Regions from separate parts of the Homo sapiens genome. Here region 1 is linked to region 2. A link is an interaction called in ENCODE POLR2A ChIA-PET data of the cell type or tissue named here. Cell type or tissue: OCI-LY7. All regions are shown on one strand. Links, peaks and the distances in the headings refer to the core of each region. The heading gives the core; the rest is flanking DNA.

The links. ChIA-PET counts read pairs that join two places held together with the same protein. Peaks named below come from ENCODE experiments on the same cell type or tissue, not always from the same donor. Only the 100,000 strongest peaks of a DNase experiment are listed, where the experiment ranks them.
Region 1: POLR2A ChIA-PET joins it to region 2 with 6 read pairs; 2 of 35 experiments call an interaction of 5 or more read pairs at or near these places.

Annotation. Positions count from the first base shown.
Region 1 is chr1:199,946,551-199,951,934 of GRCh38, reverse strand. It overlaps LOC105371682 (a long non-coding RNA gene), which reads left to right. Exons shown (of 3, transcript XR_922404.1): 3 at 4,251-4,288. Among named protein-coding and RNA genes, the nearest start is that of NR5A2, 78 kb to the left of the region's middle. RefSeq lists an enhancer at 2,387-3,586. In OCI-LY7, for the core only: no CTCF peak of the experiment used is centred there; a DNase peak (open chromatin) is centred at 2,824.
Region 2 is chr1:199,445,897-199,451,280 of GRCh38, reverse strand. It overlaps LOC105371680 (a long non-coding RNA gene), which reads right to left and starts at 2,302. Exons shown (of 5, transcript XR_922402.2): 1 at 2,214-2,302; 2 at 482-553. RefSeq lists an enhancer at 2,754-3,254. In OCI-LY7, for the core only: no CTCF peak of the experiment used is centred there; no DNase peak of the experiment used is centred there.

The DNA.
Region 1 (5,384 bases), core at 327-5,326, 500 kb before region 2:
GTACAAAAAATAAAAATAAAAAAGTGTCTCCTCTTGAATCTATTCACTTGTCAATATCTTCACTAGCACCACACTAGACCAAATTCCTAGTGCTCTTGCCTGCACTGAGACAGAAACTCACTGCAGATGCTTGAGTCAGTCAGAAAGGTTTTACAAAATTCAGATCTGATCATATCAGCCAGCAAATCAAAGTCCTTCAAGTACCTTTCTTCTTTTTTTTTTTTTTGAGTCAGGGTTTGTCTTTGTTACCCAGGCTGGAGTCCAGTGGTGTGATCTCGGCTCACTGCAGCCTCCACCTCTCAGGCTCAAGCCATCCTCCCACCTCAGCCTCCCAAGTAGATGGTGCTACAGGTGCTCACCACCATGCCTCTCTAATTTCTGTATTTTTTGGTAGTGTCAGGGTTTTGCCATGTTGCCCAGGCTGATCTTGAACTCTTGGGCTCAAGCGATACTACTGCCTTGGCCTCCCAAAGTGCTGGAATTACTGGCGTGAGCCACTGCACCTGGCCAGGCTTGTGACTTCTGACCCCTGTTTTCCTCTTCAGCCAGTCTCATATTTGTTTTCAGCGCTTTTGTGATTTTGGCCTTATTTCAGTCCCTCAAATATATCAAACTCCCTCCTACCATTGGGCTTTTGCACATGTAGTTTCCTCTTACTGGAATGCTCTCCTGTATTTAGTCACTTGCTATATTCCAGCCTTTTTTTTTTTTTTTTGAGACGGAGTCTCTCTGTGTCACCCAGGTTGGAGGGCAGCCCAGGCTGGAGGGCAGTGGTGCGATCTTGACTCACTGCAACCTCCGCCTCCTTGGTTCAAGAGATTCTCCTGCCTCAGCCTCTTGAGTAGCTAGGATTACAGGAGCGCACCACCATGTCCGGCTAATTTTGTATTTTTAGTAGAGATGGGGTTTTACCATGCTGGCCAGGCTGGTCTCCTGACCTCAAGTAATCCACTCACCTCAGCCTCCTGAAGTGCTGGGATTACTGGCATGAGCCACGGCTCCTGTTTTTGCTTTCTATTTTACCTTCAGATACACGGTTGTGGCATGCAGAAGCTCAATAAATATTTGCTATGAATATATATGTGTGTATATATATATATATATATATATATACCCACACACATATATATACATATATACATACACACATACACACACACACACACACACACACACACACACACACACACACACACATATATGTAGGTAATAGCTATTACCAAATTCCTTTTTTTTTTTTTTTTTTGTGATGGTGTCTTGCTCTGTCACCCAGGCTGGAGTGCATTGGTGCCATCTTGGCTCACTGCAACCTCTGCCTCCCAGGTTCAAGTGATTCTCCTGCCTCAGCCTCCCAAGTAGCTAAGACCACCACCAGCTAATTTTGTATTTTTAGTAGAGATGGGGTTTCACCATGTTGGCCAGGCTGGTCTCGAACTCCTGACCTCAGGGGGTCCACTCACCTTGACCTCCCAAAGTGCTGGGATTACAGGTGTGAGCCACTGCGCCTGGTCCCAAATTTAATTTTTTTGTTTGCCTTTTAATTTTGTAGCAAAATATAAAAATGTTGTGCCAAAATTAAAATTTTGTTTGCCCTTTAATATGCACTGATATTTAAACATTTTACATAGTTAAATCTATCAATCATTCCATTATGGCTTCTTTTATTGGCATCATGCTTCAAAAGCCCTCTGTCACTTGAAGAAAATATAAATTTTTATGTATTTTTAATGATATAGCTCTTTCTTTGGAAAATATTAAATTTTTAACTATCTGGAATGGATTTGAGGGCAAGATGACAGGTAGTGAAGCTTTTGTTCTCCATATAGTAGCCACTTGTCCCAAAATACTTTATTATTTTATTGAATGCTCCATCATTCCTCCAAAGACTTAAAATGCCCCTTGTTTAAAAAATATTTTTTGGGGGGGGTCTCTCATTGTTCTGAGCCTCACCCCCAGTCTCTGTACAGGGGAGCTGTTTTCTTTCTTCTTTATATATATATATATAGATATATATATATTTTTTTTTTTTCTGAGACAGGGTCTTGCTCTGTCATCCACGCTGGAGTACAGTGGCATAAACACTGCAAGGAGCTCAAGTGATCCTTCATGTCAGCCTCCTGAGATGATGGACTATAGGCACATGCCACCGTACCCAGCTAATTTTTTCATTTTTTGTAGAGATGGGATCTTCCTATGTTGCCAGGCTGGTCTTGAACTTGGAGCCTCAAGGGATCCTCCTACTTTGGCCTCCCAATGTAAGCCACCACATCCAGCCACAGATTTTTTTAAAATTTAATTTTCTTTTATTTATCTGTCATTGTGGTGATGCATCATTTTAATAATGGTGGCTTTATAAAGCATTTTAATGTATGATTATATCAGTTATCTCTGGCTATAATTATGCTTCATAACAACCACCCAAAATGCAATAGCTAACAGGGTTCCAGGAGATAGTTAAAATCTAATGCTGTAAGGCATTTATTATATATAATGAATTAACTATGTACTATCTTGGGAGAATTGAGAAAATAGACACAAATGATTTTTCTATAGGAATTATTTTCCTCATGGAAACCACACTAAGGAAGTATGGCTTAAAACAAACATTTATTTAGCTCATGAATCTGTAGTTGTGATTTAAGCTGAGTACTTTTTATAGTTTTAGCTGCACTCATTTTCATGTCTGGTGGTCTGCTGGCTGTGGGCTGGGGTGATGTGTGCGACTGGGTCCTATATGTTTCATCCTTTAGTGGGCTAGCCCAGACATGTTCACACAGTGAAGTGCAGAAGGCAAAACAGGAAGCAAATGCACAAGCACTTTGTGAAGCCTCTGCTTGCAGCAAGTTTTCTAATGTCTCATTGGTCAAAACAAATCACATGGCTAACTTCAGCCCTGAGGGCCTGAGAAATATACTCCACCTTCTCATGGAAGGAGCTGTGGAGTCATATTGCAGAAAAGGTGAATGCAGGGTGGATTAGAGAATTGGGGCCATGGTAGTCTTCCATTATTTTTCTTTAAAATTCTTTACTGGCTCGTTCCGCAAACTTGTTCTATTTTAGAATTACTTTGTCAAGACAAAAAATCCCCATTGGTTTTGCATGAAGAGAAAATGTAAGTCAGCCCCTTCCATGTCCCTGCAAAGGACATGATCTCACTGCTTTTTATGGCTGTATAGTATTCCATGGTGTATATATACACATTTTCTTTATTCAGTCTATTATTGATGGGCGTTTAGGTTGATTCCATGTCTTTGCTATTGTGAATAGTGCTGCAATGAACTTATGTGTGCATGTGTCTTTTTTTTTTTTTTTTTTTTTTTGAGATGGCATCTCGCTCTGTCACCAAGGCTGGAGTGCAGTGACGCAATCTCGGCTCACTACAACCTCCACCTCCTGGTTCAAGTGATTCTCCTGCCTCAGCCTTCTGAGTAGCTGGGACTACAGGCATGTGCCACCACGCTTGGGTAATTTTTTGTATTTTTAGTAGAGACAGGGTTTCACCGGGTTAGCCAAGATGGTCTGGATCTCCTGACCTCATGATCTGCCTGCTTTGGCCTCCCAAAGTGTTGGGATTACAGGCATGAGCCACCGTGCCTGACCTGCATGTGTCTTTATAATAGATGATTTATATTCCTTTGGGTGTATACTCAGTAATGGGATTGCTGTGTCGAATGGTATTTCTGTCTCTAGGTCTTTGAGGAATTGCCACACTGTCTTCCACAAGGGTTGAACTAATACTCCCACCAACAGTGCAAAAGTGTTCCCTTTTCTCCACAACTTCACCAGTATCTATTATTTTTTGATCTTTTAATAACAGACCATTATCCTTAGCAAACTAATGCAGGAACAGAAAACCAAATACCGCATGTTCTCATTTATAAGTGGAAGCTAAATTATGGGAACACATGGACACATCGAGGGGAACAACACATGCGGGGGCTTACCGGAGGGTGCAAAGTAGGAGGAGGGAGAGGATCAGGGAAAATAACTAATGGATACTAGGCTTAATACCTGAGTGATGAAATAATTTGTACAACAAAACCTTATGACGCATGCTTACTTGTGTAACAAACAAACCTGTACATCCTGCACATGTACCCATGAACTTAAAATAAATTTTTTTAAAAGAAAATGTAAGTCAGATGCCCAGCTAGGTGCTTTTACATATTCATTTCATTTAATCTTTCAGCAAATGAAAGTAGCTGTCATCATTCACACTTTTTTTCTTTTTTTTTTTTTTTTTGAGACAGAGTCTTGTGCTTGTTGCCAGGCTGGAGTACAGTGGTGCGATCTCGGCTCACTGCAACCTCTGCCTCCTGGGTTCCAGTGATTCTCCTGCTTCAGCCACCCAAGTAGCTGGGACTACAGGTGCGTGCTGCCACATCTGGCTAATTTTTGTATTTTTTAGTAGAGACAGGGTTTCACCATATTGACCAGGTTGGTCTCGAACTCCTGACCTCGTGATCCACCTGCCTCGGCCTCCCTCCCAAAGTGCTGGGATTACAGGTGTGAGCCACTGCGCCGGGCCTCATCACCCACATTTTATAGGTAAGGAAATTGAGGTCCAGATAGATTAAATAACTGTTTATCAGATAACAAGGTAAAGAATCTGGACTCAAACTTATTTCTTGCTTCATTTTATACTTCTCCTTCCACTGTTCCCTGACTGCTTCCTCTGATGATTGCTGAGAGGATCAAGCCATGATAATGGCCACGAATGAACCTGGAAGACTAATGTTAGCTGCTACCCAGTGATTTTGAAGTTCCCTAAATATCCATGTTTCTGTAAATAGAGCTCATGAAGGTTTTAATTTGTAGAAGAATCTCTGTATATCCTTCCTGTTTTATCCACAGTTTGGCGTAGATAACATAATTAACATGATTGACTGAAGGAGATTAAATAATCACAAGAGAAGCATAGTTGAGGTTTATTTTGGAGGCACTAACTTTTACAGCTCTATTGTGTTATAATCCATTCAATTTTCTGGTAATTTAGAAGAACAGCTATTTATAAGGGGATTAGCTATGTCTTCAGGCTGCCAAAACATTCCTTTGGGAGGCTTTGATTGGGGTTCAGAAATGACGTAAAAGAGGTGAGGCCTGACTCCCTGAGCTGCTGGGAGTGACGGCACGGGTAATATCAGATGCTGTCTCATATTAAAAGAAAAACCTCAGACAAATTAAATTTAACAGTATAATTGAGCAAAGAGCATGTCATGGATCAGGCAGCCTCCCGGACCAGAGTAGGCTCAGAGAGACTCCAGCATAGCCATGTGGTAGAAGATGATGTATAGACAGAGAAAGAAAAGTGACATACAGAAAACAGAAGTGAGGTACACAAACAGCTGAATTGGTTACAGCTCAGCATTTGCCTGGTTTGAAGA
Region 2 (5,384 bases), core at 145-5,144:
TTTGGAAATAATACCTAAACACAGTCTTTGAGAATGAGTAGGTAGTAGCCAGCCAAAGGCAAGACATGCCATCAGCATTCATAAAGACAAAAGGAAGAGAAAACCATGGCTCCCCAGTTTGGAAATTCAATTTGCTCTATGTCACTGAACATTTATTGAGTGCCTACCATATGCCAGGTGCTGAGAATGCAAAACTTCAAAGGAGCTCACAGTCCAGTTCAGCAACTCTCAATCTCATCTCCCCACAGTTACGTATTATGTGATATTGTGATCATTTGTGGGATTTGTCTTACATAATTTGTTACTAATATTTGTCTTTTAAGAAGAGTTAGGGGATGGTTTGCTATTATCAATAATTAATCCCTAAAATGAAATCATTTTCATTCACTGGCATTCTAACACTTGTTTTGAGTGATAGATAAAGCGGTAGCAATAATAGAAGACTGACTTGTAGGGCAAACCTGCAGTTCATCCTGCTTACCTTGCAGCTCAGAAATAGTTGTCCAAGTGATTCTTATGCATTTTGGTGAATGAAAGCCTAAGATCTGTTAAACTAGAGAAGAGAGAAGTAAATGAAATTGAGTGTGATAAATGCACTCATAGATTTTTGACATTTTTTTCTTGAGTTTTTAATCTCTTCTTTGGGCCTCCTTAGCATCATCTTTCCTAGTGTGCCTTCTTTCTTTTCAGCTATTTTCTATGTCAATTTCATTTAGTGTCTTCTGTTGTTCTGGTCAATGGAAAACTTTCAACATATGTTTTTTGAGAGCCTACTGTGTGGTGGCCACTATTTTAGACAATTTTTGGTTTTCTCAGGTATGCATATATTTAATAACGTATATTGGTAGCTTTCAGTAATTCGGGAGTGAGATGAAGACTATAAAAAATTATATGGGCTTTATTTTGTTTGGTTATTGCCTTTGCCCTCTCTTACATTCCCTTGAATGAACATGGTGCCATGATCAAAATCATCGAGGAGGAAAGGACTGGTGGTGAGGGACATATGCCTTATGCTTCTAGTATATTCAAAACAACAACAACAACAACAACAGAGAGAGAAGGGGTTTAGAATCTTAACTGTTCAAAATATTCTTACTGAGCAATTATCCAAATGTATGACTTCAAATACCACCTATACATTGGTAACTGTGATTCTCTTTGGCATGTCTAGACTTTCCTCCCAAGCCCCAAAGCCCTCTATATAACCCCTTGGATATCCCACAGGCACCACACACTCAGCACATGTTAAGGTAAATGTGTTTGTTTATTCCCCCAACTTTCTGTCTCCTCTTGTAGTTTCTACATCAGTAAAAGTCACAACTCTCCATCTAGTAACTCAAGACAAAGATCTGTTCATTCTAGATTCCATTCTCCATTGGCACTAATTGTAGTGAGTCACTAGGCACTGGGTTTTCTTCTTCGACAGATTTTCTATCATTACAACCTCTTTCTCTTTCTCATTGACTGATTTTGTTGATTCCAAACTACCTTTCTTCTTCCAGTCTTCCACGCTGTTTTTAAACAGTCAGATAAAGCTACATCCTTGCTTAAAATCTTAAAATTCCCCAAATATCTCCCACAACTATAGAATAAATTTATCCTTTTTATTCAAGCCATTACTCAAGTTCTCTTATATTTTATCATTCATATTCATTTATCTTCCTTCAAGCTCTAGACCACAAACTTGGCCTAAATCATGATCATATCTTCCTGGGGCAAATGAAAATTCTTGCTATTGTTCTTTCTGTGGTCATTCTTGCCTTCTCATAATTCATTTTCCACATAGTATCCAGTAAAATCACTTCAAAATATCACTCCTCTGTACAACCCAGATAGCATCTCTGTGAACTAAGGACAAAATACAATCTTTAACATGCCCATGAGACCCTGCGTGGGTGAGCCCCTCCTCGTTATTCACTCTGACCTCAGCTTGCTCCCAACCATGCTCAGTGTGCTCCCACCACAATGGCCTCTTTCAGGTCTGCGAATGTGCCTGGTTCCTTCTTTCCCCAGGGTCTTCCCACACTCTGTTTTTCTTGCCTAAAATGCTCTTCCCTCCACATTTTCCCTAGCTAAGTCTTACTTATCTTTTGAGTACCTTCTTACTGAATAACATGGTTTTTCAAAAATGCCAGGCTATTTATGTCACCCTTCCTTGCTATTTTTATTTTCTTAGTATAAAGTAGTCTTTCTCCTATCCAACATTGCCTTACCCCGTCGTAAAGAACTCAGTTCATGAGACGTTTTCTCATCTAGGAACACATTCTGAAAACCTCAGGCTGATTTGCATAGCTCTCCTCCATGTTCCTGTGGATTGTGATCTAACTTTGTCCACCTCATTTCAATTAAAGTCTTCTGAGTGGATTTTTTTCAGTATTGAATTTCTCCTTACTAAGGAAAATATTAACCAGCCATATTGATTCAGTAAATAGTTCAGTAAGAATGCAGCGCTGAGTTTCTTGGGAATGGAATTTTAAAATTCCAGGCCAACCTGAAGTCAGAACATTCCTTTTATCGCTCAACTTTAGTAATTTTCCCCAGTGACCCACAGCACAACAAGTCCTAATAATCACTTGCTTAATTGAACTTATGTCCCTTTGGAGTAAAATTAATTTGGATGAATCTGAGTTTTGCTAGATTTAAGTATTCCTTTTGAGATCTGGAGAAAAGTTATAGGAGAAAGGGTTGGGGGGAACCTTTGTTTTGCTTATGTTTATAATCGTTCTTATTGCAAAAATGTTTGCTGGACCAACTGGAAGCAGCAGTGTTCGGAGATTCCATAATAAGCATGTGAATCCTTCACCAAGGTGTCCAGGTTCTCTCATCAAAATTGACTAGAAGGCTAGCGTGACCCATGGAGAGAAGGAAGAGCAGTGAGGTGTGGTGGCCCACCTGAGAGCCACATGGGAAAGGGGATCCCCCTCCCCACAGCCAAGGGAGGCCATGAGTAAGCGTGATACCCATCCAGGGAAACTGTGCTTTTTCCATGGAACTGTGCAACTGATGGATTGGAAGATCCCACTTGTAAACCCATGCCACCAGGGCCCAGTGTCCCAACCCTGGAATGCACAGATGCTTACAGCCTCTCAGCTGGAATCTGCCTAAGCCTTACTGAACTCCCGGGGGGAGGGATGGCGAGCACCAGCTGGAGCTGCCTGCTGTCTAAGCAGTTTGAACTCCTTGGGGAGGGGCAGCAGTCAGCACTGGGACTTGCAACTGCCTAACACACTAAGCTTCCTGGGCAGGGGAAGGGCGGCACCCATTTTGATAGCTCCAGGCCGTGCTTTTCCCCTGCTGGAGCCAGGGGGGCTGGATGGCTTGGTCCCAAGATTTGTCCTCACAGCCCAATACACTGGCTGTTGCAGTCTGCAGCATCACTTCAGGCCTAACATGAACCCATTCTTCCTCAGTGGGTGGAGTTTCCCTGCAGGATCTCCAGTAACTACAGCCAGAGCTCAGGGACAGAATTCGGATCCCCCTGGGCCTGAGCCCCTAGTGGGAGGGGTGGTTGCAGTCTCTGTGGACCAGCAGATTAGCCTCTCCCCCTGGTAGTTCTGAGGAATCTGGGCAGCCCAGATGAGTGGGTTTCTCCCCAGCGAAACACACCCTCTCCAGCAAGGGACAAAGTGCTTTGTTAAACAGGTCCTGCTCCCCATGCCACCCAACTGGGTGAGACCCTCCATTTGTCAGACACCCTATACAGGAGTGATCCTACTGGCATCAGGTTGGTGCATCTTGAGATCAGAGGTCCCAGAAGAAAGAGCGGGCACCCATCTTTGCTGCTCTCCAGCCTCCTTGAGTGACAACTTCAGGCATGGGAGAAAATCAGATAATTAGGGTCTGAAGTGAACCCCCAGCAAACTGCAGCAGCCCTACAGAAGGGGGACGTGACTATCGAAAGAAAAGCAGAAAATGACAACAATGGTATCAACAGCAGCAACAACAACGAAAAGGTGCCTACAAAAACCCCGTCCAAGGGCCAGCAGCCTCAAAGGCTGAAACTAGACACACTCACAAAGATAAGAAAGAATCAATGAAAAAATGCTGAAAGCCCAAAAGGCCAGAGTGCCTCTTCTCCTCTGATGGTTGCTATGTGTCTCCATCAAGGGTGCAGAACTGGACAAAGGATCAGATGGATTAATTGACAGAAGTAGGCTTTGGAAGATGGGTAATAAAAAACTACAGTGAGCTAAAGGAGCATGTTCTAACCCAGTGTAAAGAAGCTAAGAACTTTGATAAAAAGTTAGAGGAAATGCTAACTAGAATAACCAGTTTAGAGAGAAACATAAATGACCTGATGGAGGTGAAAAACACAGCACAAGAACTTTGTAAAGTATACACAAGTACCAATAGCCAAATCAACCAAGCGTAGGAAAGGGTATCAGAGTTTGAAGACCACCTTACTGAAATAAGACATGCAGACAAGAATAGAGAAAAAAGAATGAAAAGGAATGAACAAAGTCTCCAAGAAATATGGGACTTCATAAAAAAGACGGAACCTACGACTGATTGGAGTACCAGAAGGAGACGGGGAGAATGGAAACAAGCTGGAAAACACAAGAGAACTTTCCCAACCTAGCAAGACAGGCCCACATGCAAATTCCGGAAATACAGAGAACACCATTAAGATACTCCACAAGAAGATCAACCCCAAGACACATGATCATCAGATTCTCCAAGGTCAAAATGTAGGAAAAACTGTTAAAGGCAGCCAGAGAGAAAGGCCAGGTCATCTACAAAGGGAAGCCCTTCAGACTAAGAGTGGACCTCTCAGAAGAAACTCTGCAAGCCAGAAGAGATTGGGGGCCAATATTCAACATTCTTAAAAAAAAAGTTTTCAACCTAGAATTTCATATCCACCCAAACTAAGCTTCATAAGTGAAGGAGAAATAAAATCCTTTCCAGACAGGCAAATGCTGAGGGATTCCGTTACCACCAGGCCTGCCCTGCAAGAGCTCCTGAAAGAAGCACTAAATATGGAAAGCAAAAACCGGTACCAGCCACTGCAAAAACACACCAAAATATAAAGACCAATGACACTACCAAGAAACTGCATCAACTAGTGAGCAAAATAACCAAATGGCATCATAATGACAGGATCAAATTCACACATAAAAATACTAACCTTAAATGTAAATGGGCTAAATGCCTCAATTAAAAGACACAGACTGGCAAATTAGATAAGGAGTAAAAACTCTTCGGTGTGCTATATTCAGGAGACCCATCTTACATGCAAAGACACACAGATGGTCAAGATAAAGGGATGGAGGAAAATTTACCAAGAAAATGTAAAGCAAAAAAAAGCAGGGGTTGCAATTCTAGTCTCTGACAAAGGAGACTTTAAACCAACAAAGATCAAAAAAGACAAAGAAGGGCATTATATA